Regions from separate parts of the Homo sapiens genome. Here region 2 is linked to region 1. A link is a loop called in an ENCODE intact Hi-C map of the cell type or tissue named here. Cell type or tissue: psoas muscle. All regions are shown on one strand. Each heading gives the region's core, and the rest is flanking DNA. Links, peaks and the distances in the headings are about the cores only.

Region 1 (5,376 bases), core at 225-5,224:
CGACCTCCACCTCCCAGGTCCCGGTTCAAGCAATTCCCCAGCCTCAGCCTCCCAAGTAGCTGGCATTACAGGCCCCCACCACCACACCCGGATAATCTTTTGTATTTTTAGTAGAGACAGGGTTTCGCCATGTTGGCCAGGCTGGTCTCAAACTCCTGGCCTCAAGTGATTCACCTGTCTCGGACTCCCAAAGTGCTAGGATTACAGGCGTGAGCCACCACGCCCAGCCTAACTTGAGCATTTTCTAAGCTAGAATACTATCTCTGTGGTGTTAAGAGGAGCTTGTTCCACATACTGATCTTGTGTGTGGCAACTTTTAATTTATATCTGAGGGTCCCATCTGCTCAGGGACCAGGACCTAATCAGCCAGGTCTTCACATGGAGGTGATGAGCACTGGGGACTATGTCTGTGATGCCTCCCTCAGGGGTACCCTCACACCGGTCCCTTAGTAGCTGTAGGAAGACCAGCACAGTAGCCAGGGGGACCTGTGCTAAAGGGCATCTGCGAGGTTGCTGCCACTTGCTAGCCACTGACCTTCAGCAAGCTTCTTGACCCTTTTAAGCTTCAGTTTCCTCATTTGTAAAGTGGATGTATTTATAGTACTATCTTTAGGACTGCCGTGGGGATTAAGTGAAAGGATTAGTAAGCATTCAATAAGTGGTGGCTATTATTAGTACAGATGTCATCCATCTATGACTGAAGAGGTGGTCCAGGCCAGAGGGCACACATGGCAAAGAGGAAAGAGAGAACAACCCCCACCCAATTCCTTCTGGAACATTCCCAGCAGGACTCCACTAGGCCCAGCACTCGTCTTATAGGCAACAGGCCCAGTTCTGTTGTGTAAACACAAATACACAAACACACACACACACACACACACACACTCTCTCTCTCTCTCTCTCTCCTGAAGCCACAGTGACAGGCCCAGAACACTGACTACAAAATAAATTTAACTAAAATTGTTTTGTCTTTACTACTAACAATACATGTTTACTGTAGAAAAATTAAGAAGTTCAGATAATAAAATAAAAATAAAAACTATTTATAATGCTACCATTCAAAAATAACCAATGCGCTGTTACTATTTTGGTATATGTCCTTCCCTACATTCCTTTTTTTTTTTTTTGAGATGGAGATTTGCTCTTGTAGCCCAGGCTGGAGTGCAATGGCACGATCTTGGCTCACTGCAACCTCTGCCTCCCTGATTCAAGTGATTCATCTGCCTTAGACTCCAGAGAAGCTGGGACTATAGGTGTGCACCACTACGCCCAGCTAAATTTTTTTGTATTTTTAGTAGAGACGGGGTTTCACCATTTTGGCCAGACTAAGCCTCCAACTCCTGACCTCAGGTGATCCTCCTGCCTCAGCCTCCCAAAGTGCTGGGATTACAGGCGTGAGTCACTGAGCCCGGCCAGTTGTTTTTATTATTTTCACTGCACTGCTTTATAAATAATGCTGTGGAGAACATCACTTACAAACATTCGTAATTATTTCCATTGAATAAATTTCAAGAAATTAAATTCTTATGTCAGAGTATAGCTATTCAGCTGTTGTCTCGTAGCTCCAAATCCACTCTTTTTTTTTAAAATTTTTTTAGATCTCGGCTAACTACAACCTCCACCTCCCGGGTTCAAGCTATTCTCCTGCCTCAGCTTCTCAAGTTGCTGGGATTACACGCATGCGTCACCCGGCTAATTTTGTTTTGTTTTGTTTTTTGTTTTGTTTTTGAGATGAAGTCTTGCTCTGTCACCAGGCTGAAGTGCAGTAGCGCGATCTTGGCTCATTGCAACCTCTGCCTCCCGGGTTCAAGAGATTCTCCTGCCTCAGCCTCCCGAGTAGCTGGGACTACAGGCACATGCCACCATGTCCAGCTAATTTTTGTTTTTGAGACGGAGTTTTGCTCTTGTTGCCCAGGCTGGATTACAATGGCGCGATCTTGGCTCACCGTAACCTCTGCCTCGCGGGTTCAAGTGATTCTCCTGCCTCAGCCTCCCAAGTAGCTGGGATTACAGGCATGTGCCACCATGCCAGGCTAATTTTGTATTTTTAGTAGAGACAGGGTTTCACCATGTTGGTCAGGCTGGTTTTGAACTCCCGACCTCAGGTGATTCGCCCACCTCAGCCTCCCAAAGTGCTGGGATTACAGCGTGAGCCACTGTGCCAGGCCTAATTTTTGTATTTTTAGTAGAGACGGGGTTTCACCATGTTGGCGAGGCTCATCTCGATCTCTTGACCTTGTGATCCACCCACCTCAGTCTTCCAAAATGCTGGGATTACAGGCGTGAGCCACCACGCCCGGCCTTTTACTTTTAGTAGAGACTAGGATTCACCATTTTGGTCAGGCTAGTCTCGAACTCCTGACCTCAGGTGATCCACTGCCTTGGCCTCCCAAAGTGCTGGGATTACAAGTGTAAGCTACTGTGCCTGGCCGAAACCCAGTCTTTTTACCCTTTTTTTTTTTTTTTTTTTTTTTTTTTTAGAAACAGGGTCTTGCTTTGTTTCACAGGCTGGAACGCAGCAGCAAGATCATAGCTCACTGCAGCCTTGAACTCCTGGGCTCAAGCCTTCCTCCCACCTCTGCCTCCTTAGTAGCTGGGACAACAGGCATCTAATTTTTAAATTTTTCGTAGAGATGGGGTCTCGCCATGTTGCCCAGGCTGGTCTCCAACTCTTAGGCTCAAACAATCCTCCCACCTTGGCCTCCTAAAGTGCTAGGATTATTAGCTGGAGTCACCGTGCCCAGCCCACATGCACTCTTTGTAGTTGGCTTTGTGATTCTGGGGCTGGCACTGCAGAATCTTTCCTTTGGCAGCCCGCCCTCTCTAGGGTTGCCAATAGGGGGTGCTGCAGGAGAACTGGAAAACTGAAGGAGAAACAAGGGACTTAGGACCTTGCACTTACTGTCAGCAGTAGCAGTTGGTTCCAATTTTCAGCTTTGTCTCGTACCCCCAGAGCTAGCAACCGTGCACAACCCCCGAGAGAGACACCAGCACCTACTGGCCAAGGGCCTTCCACAGAGGACTGGGTCCTAGCTCCGTCCAAGCCCTCATCAGGGCAGCTGGGTTCTGAGATCCCCAGGCTCTTCCCTTGGGTCCCCAGACTGAGGGATAGAAGATGGCTACTTCCTGCACCTACTATTTGTTATCCCAGTGCTTTTTTTTTTTCTTTTTTGAGACGGAGTCTTGCCCTTTCTCCTAGGCTGGAGCACACTGGTGTGATCTCAGTTCAATGCAACCTCTGCCTCCTAGGTTCACTCGATTCTCGTGCCTCGGCCTCCTGAGTAGCTGGGATGACAGGCGCCGCCCGCCACACCCAGCTAATTTTTGTATTTTTAGTAGAGACGGGGTTTCTCCATGTTGGCCAGGCTGGTCACAAATTCCTGATCTCAGGTGATCCACCCGCCTCGGCCTCCCAAAGTGCTGGGATTACAGGTATGAGCCACCGCACCTGGCCCCGATAAAAGCATTTTTAAGGCTCTTGGTGTGGGCTGCTAAACTGCCTTTCAGAAAGGCTTTAAATTTGCATTCTCATGAGAGTTTCATAGCACTAAATCTGCACACTGGCTATAGGGTAGATTAAGCAGGTTTTTTTGCAGGTTAGCTTACTTCTCCACAACCATGTTTGTACCAGGTATTTTCAACTTAAGAAATAAATTTGACAGGTGAAAAGTGGTATTATTATTATTATTATTATTATTATTATTATTATTTGAGACGGAGTCTTGTTCTCTTGCCCAGGCTGGAATACAGTGGCGGGATCTCGGCTCACTGCAACTTCTGCCTCCCGGGTTCAAGCAATTCTCCTCCCTCAACCGCCCTGGGACTACAGGCACCTGCAACCATGCCCGGCTAATTTAATTTTTTTTTCTATTTTTAGTAGAGATGGGGTTTCACCATACTGGCCAGGCTGGTCTTGAACTCCTGACCTTGTGATCCGCCCGCCTCGGCCTCCCAAAGTGCTGGGATTACAGGCATGAGCCACCGCACCCGGACCAAGAATATGCATTTTTAACAAGCTCCCTGTTTCACCCACACTTTGGAAAGTGGGTTATAGGATAGTGTTAAAAAACAAATGCTGTAAGTTCAAAGGTAAAATGAACCAGATAATTCCATTCAGATAACACTACCAACTTGTGCTCTTGATACCCTGGGTCTCGGTGCCAATCATCTGACTTTCAGTAGTTCCTGCTGAATCATCAGAGACCAGTAGGTGGAATGGTTGTCCTATTCCTAACTACTCAGGGCAAGAAGAACCAAAAGTACATCCTCTGCAGGCCACAGGTTAGTAGGCTATACACACAGGTAGCAGGATATTAGGTAACAGGCTTAGAGCAACGTCGTCCACTAGCTTTAGATGACCTTACCTAAGTTGGCCTGCCATGTGCTACACTGTGTTCCAGCAACCTACCTGTATAAAACTTCATCAGGGAAGGTACCAACAACTTGGTGGAGAGAGGATGGTTCTCAATCATTTCAAAAAACTTCTGGGTTCGTGGCTGAACAGCAGGGTTGGTCATAAACATGACTTCTACCAGTTTGGCCACCAAATATGGGTTTCGGATGTAGTTCTGGTTGCACAACATCACAACAAGGAACATCACAATATCCTGAGTACAGGGCTCATAAAGCGCCTGGGGAGAGTATCTGAACAGAGGCAAGAAGAGCAAGAAAGAGACCGCTGAGAAACTGCTGAGAAACTCATCTTGGGTGAAGGCTGGTGTCAGTAAGTGAGGAGGGGAAGGCAGGATAAGTAGGTTTGGGAGTGCCCTTGAACTCATTCAGTTTACAGTGACTTTTTTTTTTTTTTGAGACAGAGTCTCGCTCTGTCGCCCAGGCTGGAGTGCAGTGGCGCGATCTCGGCTCACTGCAAGCTCCGCCTCCCAGGTTCACGCCATTCTCCTGCCTCAGCCTCCCGAGTAGCTGGGACTACAGGCACCTGCCACCATGCCCGGCTAATTTTTTTTGTATTTTTAGTAGAGATGGGGTTTCACCATGTTAGCCAGGATGGTCTCGATCTCCTGACCTCGTGATCCGCCCGCCTCGACCTCCCAAAATGGTGGGATTACAGGCATGAGCCACTGCGCCCAGCCTATTTTTTTTTTTTTTTCTTGAGATGGAGCCTCGCTGTGTTGCCCAGGCTGGAGTGCAGTGGCACAATCTCGGCTCACTGAAACCTCCGCCTCCAAAGTTCAAGCGATTCTCCTGCCTCAGCCTCCTGAGTAGCTGGGACTACAGGTGCCTGCCACCATGCCCAGCTAACTTTTGTATTTTTAGTAGAGATGGGGTTTCACCATGTTGGCCAGGATGGTCTTGATCTTTTGACCTCGTGATTTGCCCACCTTGGCCTCCCAAAGTGCTGGGATTACAGGCATGAGC
Region 2 (5,376 bases), core at 124-5,123, 190 kb before region 1:
TTCCAGCACATCCATGCATGTACTGACTATGGCCTATGTGCCAGGCACAATGCCAAGTTTGACACACCTTTTCTTGCTTATACTACATCCTTCAGGGAGCTTCCTATCCCCTTTCTCCACCCAACTATCCTCCCCAACAAAAAGTAACTTAAAATAGCTTTCCATTAATAGAAATAACTTTCCCTTTCTCCACTCCCACTGCATTTAGTGAATATTTTCTCATGTTCATCTTTGCATGACTGGTGTTTATGTATGCATTTTATTTCCCCTATCGTAATTCGAAGCTCACTGGGAGCATCTGAGATTCATCTGCATTCCCCAGTTGTCAGGCACAATCCTTGTGCACAGCAGCTGATCAAAGTTTATCAGATACATGCTTGCTTATATTTATACCAACATGAAAAAGAAGATGGCATATTTTGTGTTTGCTTGTTCCATCTTTGAAGTTCTCCTTTCCTCTCTTACTTTAGAGAGCAGACATGGTTAGCAAGAGAATGAGAGACAGTTTCATGTAGTAGTGAATATCCTGAATACCAGAGCTAAATTTCTCTGAGCTTAAGTCCTATCTCTGCCTCTTGTAACACTGATGAGTAACTTTATTTTTATTATTACTTTTTTATTTTTTTTGAGATGGGAGTCTCGCTTTCTTGCCCAGGCTGGAGTGCAGTGGCACAATCTCAACTCACTGCAACCCCCCCATCCTGGGTTCAAGCAATTCTCGTGTCTCAGATGGGATTTCACCATGTTGGCCAGGCTGGTCACAAACTCCTGACCTCAAGTGATCCACCTGCCTCGGCCTCCCAGAGTGCCGGGACAGGTATGAGCCACTGCGCCCAGCCTGATGAGTGACTTTAATTGCTCTATGCTTCAGTCATCTCAGCTAACACAGGGATTATCTTAATCTATGGTATAAAGGTAAAGATTAAATTACACAAAAACTCTCAGAACAGTGACTAACACAAAATAAACTCTCAGTGAATATTAGCTATTGTGATGAGGATAATGACTTTGGAATAGAGTTTGAATGAAATTTCACGTAAGAGAGGGAAGGGTCTGTTTTCTTACTCCACGTAGGAATACAGTTGTAAAGGGCATTAATGTGTTAATTATACTATCAGTTGCAAGGAAAACAGATCTAAATCTTAATTTAGCTACAGAAGGTATTTGATATTTTTTATGTTATTTGCAATCGAGCAACATAAGTATCTTAGGGTTTAAAGGACAATGCATTCACTTTAATAAAACTCTTATTAAGCATGCTTATTTTTCTAGGACAGAAACACTAAAACAACTCATTGCATTCAAACTGATGGAAGATTTTATTGGCAGACGAACCCACATTCACTAGGCCCACTGTAACACAGACAAGAAGGCTTGCTGCTCAGGCCGCTGTGGATGACCTCACCACTCTAGCCACGCCCTCTATTGTCTACTCTCCCCCTGCACAGCCAGTGACTTGTACCTCTTCTTATCACCCTTCCCGGGCTGAGAAAGCCAAGGTACCAGAAAAACATATGTTTGGCAAAAAGGTCCATGTCACTTACATTCTGCACATGATAAAAGGCCAGGGGACTTCCTCTGCCATTGTTTTTGAGGGGCTCCGTGGAGAATGCTTCATCATGGCGATGCAAAAAGCTTCATAAAAAAAATAAAAAGACTCGTGAACAATGCATTAAACGGTTTTATCAGAATCTCTTTCAAGAGCCCAATGTGGATCCTACAGAAAGAAGCATTCCACTTAAGCAGATTCTTTAAGTTATTTACTTTCCTTGTCAAGAACCTTTTCCATATTGCACAGAGGGCATTTTAGATTTTATTTCAAAAATGACTGAAAAATTAACTGACCCTGATCACTTAGCTATATGGAGGTATATGCAAGAATGCTTTAGAGAGAGTGAAGAAGTACATTCAATTAACTCCTCTTCCTTTGTAAAAGCTTTTTACTAAAAATAAAAACAATGTCATTTTGTACAGACAAAATTTAGCAGACTCAAGCTTCCACAGTTAGTGCGAGAGCCTGTGGATGGCATAGTTACATAAGAGTCTGTTGTGGATTCAAATGTCACCTCTTCCAGGCAGTCTTTCCTGACTTACCCTGGCAGCTTTGTGTTCCCACATTACTAGTAATGTTTTTTTCCTTAATAGCAATGATTTCACTGTAATAATGTATTTATATGCCTCTCTCCCCCAGACAGCAAGCGTTTTCCCACAGGTCTCGACACACAGAAGATACTCTGGAAAGATTTGTTAAAACAATGGGCTATATTTAGTTATTTTCACAGATAGTGAGATGTTATCGTTCTCTCTCTCTCTCTCCCTATTATTAGTCTGAAATAAAAAGAACTGCACAGTTAAAGAGGACCCAACACAAAGATTTACTGCCAGATAGAAAAATCCATCAGAAGGACACCCCTTCCATCAAGAAAAAATGGAGAAAAAGAAACTATTTTCAACTGGGGGGACAGACAGACTGGTAATATGAACTTGTTGTCTTCCAAATTAGTTCACCCGTCTGAGAACACTAGCATGCTTTTGCCAAGTGCTCCAAATCCCTGATTCCTGTATTGCTGGCACCGCAGCATTCCTGGGGTTCCCTGACGACAGGTGAACTCATTCACAGTGCTCTGCAGCCATACCTTCCCGGCACAGGCCAGAGGAGCGACTATAAAAACACAGGACGCCTTTGAGGCTGCTTTCAACAGAAGCAACATGCCCTTTTCCCCAGAGCTAACACCAGGTAGAGATGCTGCTCTTTTTAGGAGATTGTAGGACAAAGGTCAACTCACTATTATTGTCACTTCAGACATCAGTTAACCAAATAGATGTTTTCCATAAAACGTATCAGTTGCCTGATTAGAATAATAGCAACAGTTCCAAAAAACAGATTCATCTGGTGAACACTATCCTGCCCTAAGTTTGAGGGTATGAGTGAAAACACATTAAATAGGTGAAATCAATGCTCAATGGGTAATATTCCAACAACTATGACTTGTAGCAAATGATATTAGTGGCTTACTATATAGTGATCACATTTAATTTAAATCACATTTGACTCAATTTTCTGTGATAAAACCTATACAAAAGCTTTATAAACTGCACTAGGACCCATGGGACGGCCAAGGCACATTCTGAGGGGAGAGGGATGGCAGAACCCAAAGCAGCCTCTTGGTGGCACCAGTGGCAAACTGAGGGCGGTAGGTATGGAGGGGTCACACTTCAGTCTCTTGTACTGTGGCCCTTTCCAAGTACTGAAAAGACAAATTGAAGTTTGGAGGTATTAAAACTGAAGATTCACAAAAAAATGTTTTCCTGGGGCAGTCTTGAGAAGAAAGCATCCAGAGCACAGGGTTTGAGAGGGCCGCGGGAAAGAGCAAGTCCTATGTAGATGAGAAATGAGAGGTATCACATCTTCCCTACATACTAGCTTTTTTCAGTTGATGTAGAATTTATCCTTCTTTACATTGTTTAAATTTTCCTTTTCCCGAGTATTAAATAGGCGTAATTGCTAGCTAGATAAGTCATTGCTTTCAGGCTTATTAATAAGACATTTCAACATGAAGAGGACTAGAAAGACTCATCAACAGGCTTATGTGATCAGACCCTACATTCCTGGTAAAGGGGGACCGCTCACAGCAGAGCCCTGCAGCAGGATGTGCAGCATGCTCCTCCTGCCAGGGAACCCTGTTGCATTCCAGGACAGGTTTCTGGTTCTCACTCCCATAGGAGTGATGAAAGTATTTTCCTTCAGAGACTGATCAGTCTTTGTCTCAAGAGTGTTAATCCCTCACACATGTAAAGCACTCTACAGTGCACAAGAGATGTCACCTCGGTTAGCAGCTAGCTGGGAGGCAGAGCAAAGGGGCAGCTTACTTGAACTGACAGAAGATATCTGCATACTCTGGGAGGATTCCACTGGCCTGCAACACTGTTACTCGGAAAGTGAAGGCACTGCCCAGTTTCAGGTGGTTGCCAATCTCTTCAGAAAACCCTTCCATTACCATCTTACCATCCAGCAAAGTGCTTGACTTCAAATCTAAAGAGGGTCAAATGAAGACACAGATGGTTCAAATAATGCAAAGAGGAGGGAGTTGGGCATGCTTTCCATTCCTAGTTGATGAAGGCCACTATGTCCCTTGATAATGGTCAATATTTTCCCTTTGTCGAAAATGTCCCCAAGCACAGTAAACTATGTCTACATACCCAAGTCATTAATTCGACTGATTTCTTCTGGAGGAGTGATGACCTCAGAACTCTGACCCTGTCCTTCCACAATCCTCAACTCCTCCAAGGACAGACCAGAACGAGTCATTGCAACAGACGAAAAGTCACTCTGAAAAAAAGGCAGGGGCAGATACATGGTAAAGTAGTATAAAAACGTATTTTTCCCCAGTTGCCTTACTTCTGTTTATCTGTCCAACAAATAATAGTGACTGGAAAATTATATGGACTGAGGGCTGTCTGAGGAAAGGCAATGAATAAAATATGAATATTGAGTCTATACACCTTTACCTTCATAATTGTTAGACATGTCCCATATTCTATTGAACTACTCTGTGGCAACCAGCACCCTGTATTTTTCAGTTTTACAGGAGAACTGATCTCCAATGCTGAACATTCTTTCTCTTTCCACAGGGTTTTCCTTCTTCCTGACGGTTTCTCACCTGATTAAAGTATTCATTATCAAAAGATATTTTAGCTGTTCCTGACTGTCGAATTCCAGAGCCATAATCAGGAGCTTCTTCATCCGCTAAAGCAGAAAAAAAAATTAGCAAGAATTGAGTGAGACTACACAGGGGGAGGGAGGGAAAAAGCTCTTGCTGGATTATAAACTCAAGTCTTTGGCATGAGAGAATGATACCAAAGTAGTAACACGGCATGGGCTGCTTCGCACTCTATTCATGTAGATTTATCAACTTCCTCAGCTCAAATGAGACTAGTCAATAAAGAATCGGTTTCAGGCCGGGTGCGGTGGCTCACGCCTGTCATCCCAGCACTTTGAGGGGCTGAGGTGGGCAGATCACGAGGTCAGGAGTTCGAGACCAGCCTGACCAACATGGTGAAACCCCGTCTCTACTAAAAATACAAAAATTAGCCGGGCGTGGTGGCGGGCACCTGTAATCCCAGCTACTCAGGAGGCTGAGGCAGGAGAATTGCTTGAACCCGGGAGGCGGAGGTTGCAGTGAGCCGAGATTGCACCACTGCACTCCAGCCTGGGCAACAGAGCGAGACTCCGTCTCAAAAAAAAAGAATCAGTTTTATTCTTGAGATTGTTCAAATGTCATACCTAGAAATCCTGACTGTCTCCATGCTGGCAAGATAATAGTCAATAATACCCAACAAGTATTTGAAAATATTATATTGTACTTGTGGAGGAGA

Evidence for each region. Hi-C counts contacts between places; a loop is a spot of excess contacts. Peaks named below come from ENCODE experiments on the same cell type or tissue, not always from the same donor. Only the 100,000 strongest peaks of a DNase experiment are listed, where the experiment ranks them.
Region 2: a loop joins it to region 1, with 2.5 times the contacts of the local background. A loop is called at or near these places in 6 of 110 quality-filtered maps.

Annotation. Positions count from the first base shown.
Region 1 is chr1:10,150,594-10,155,969 of GRCh38, reverse strand. UBE4B (ubiquitination factor E4B) reads right to left here. Exons shown (of 28, transcript NM_001105562.3): 21 at 4,409-4,644. Among named protein-coding and RNA genes, the nearest start is that of KIF1B, 57 kb to the left of the region's middle. RefSeq lists a silencer at 616-817. In psoas muscle, for the core only: a CTCF peak has its summit at 2,812 (motif pointing right); DNase peaks (open chromatin) are centred at 495 and 2,804; H3K27ac peaks cover 4,365 bases.
Region 2 is chr1:10,336,028-10,341,403 of GRCh38, reverse strand. KIF1B (kinesin family member 1B) reads right to left here. Exons shown (of 49, transcript NM_001365951.3): 29 at 4,662-4,747; 30 at 4,201-4,330; 31 at 3,871-4,033; 32 at 1,545-1,635. Among named protein-coding and RNA genes, the nearest start is that of PGD, 60 kb to the left of the region's middle. In psoas muscle, for the core only: a CTCF peak has its summit at 3,159 (motif pointing right); DNase peaks (open chromatin) are centred at 1,403 and 3,153; H3K27ac peaks cover 315 bases.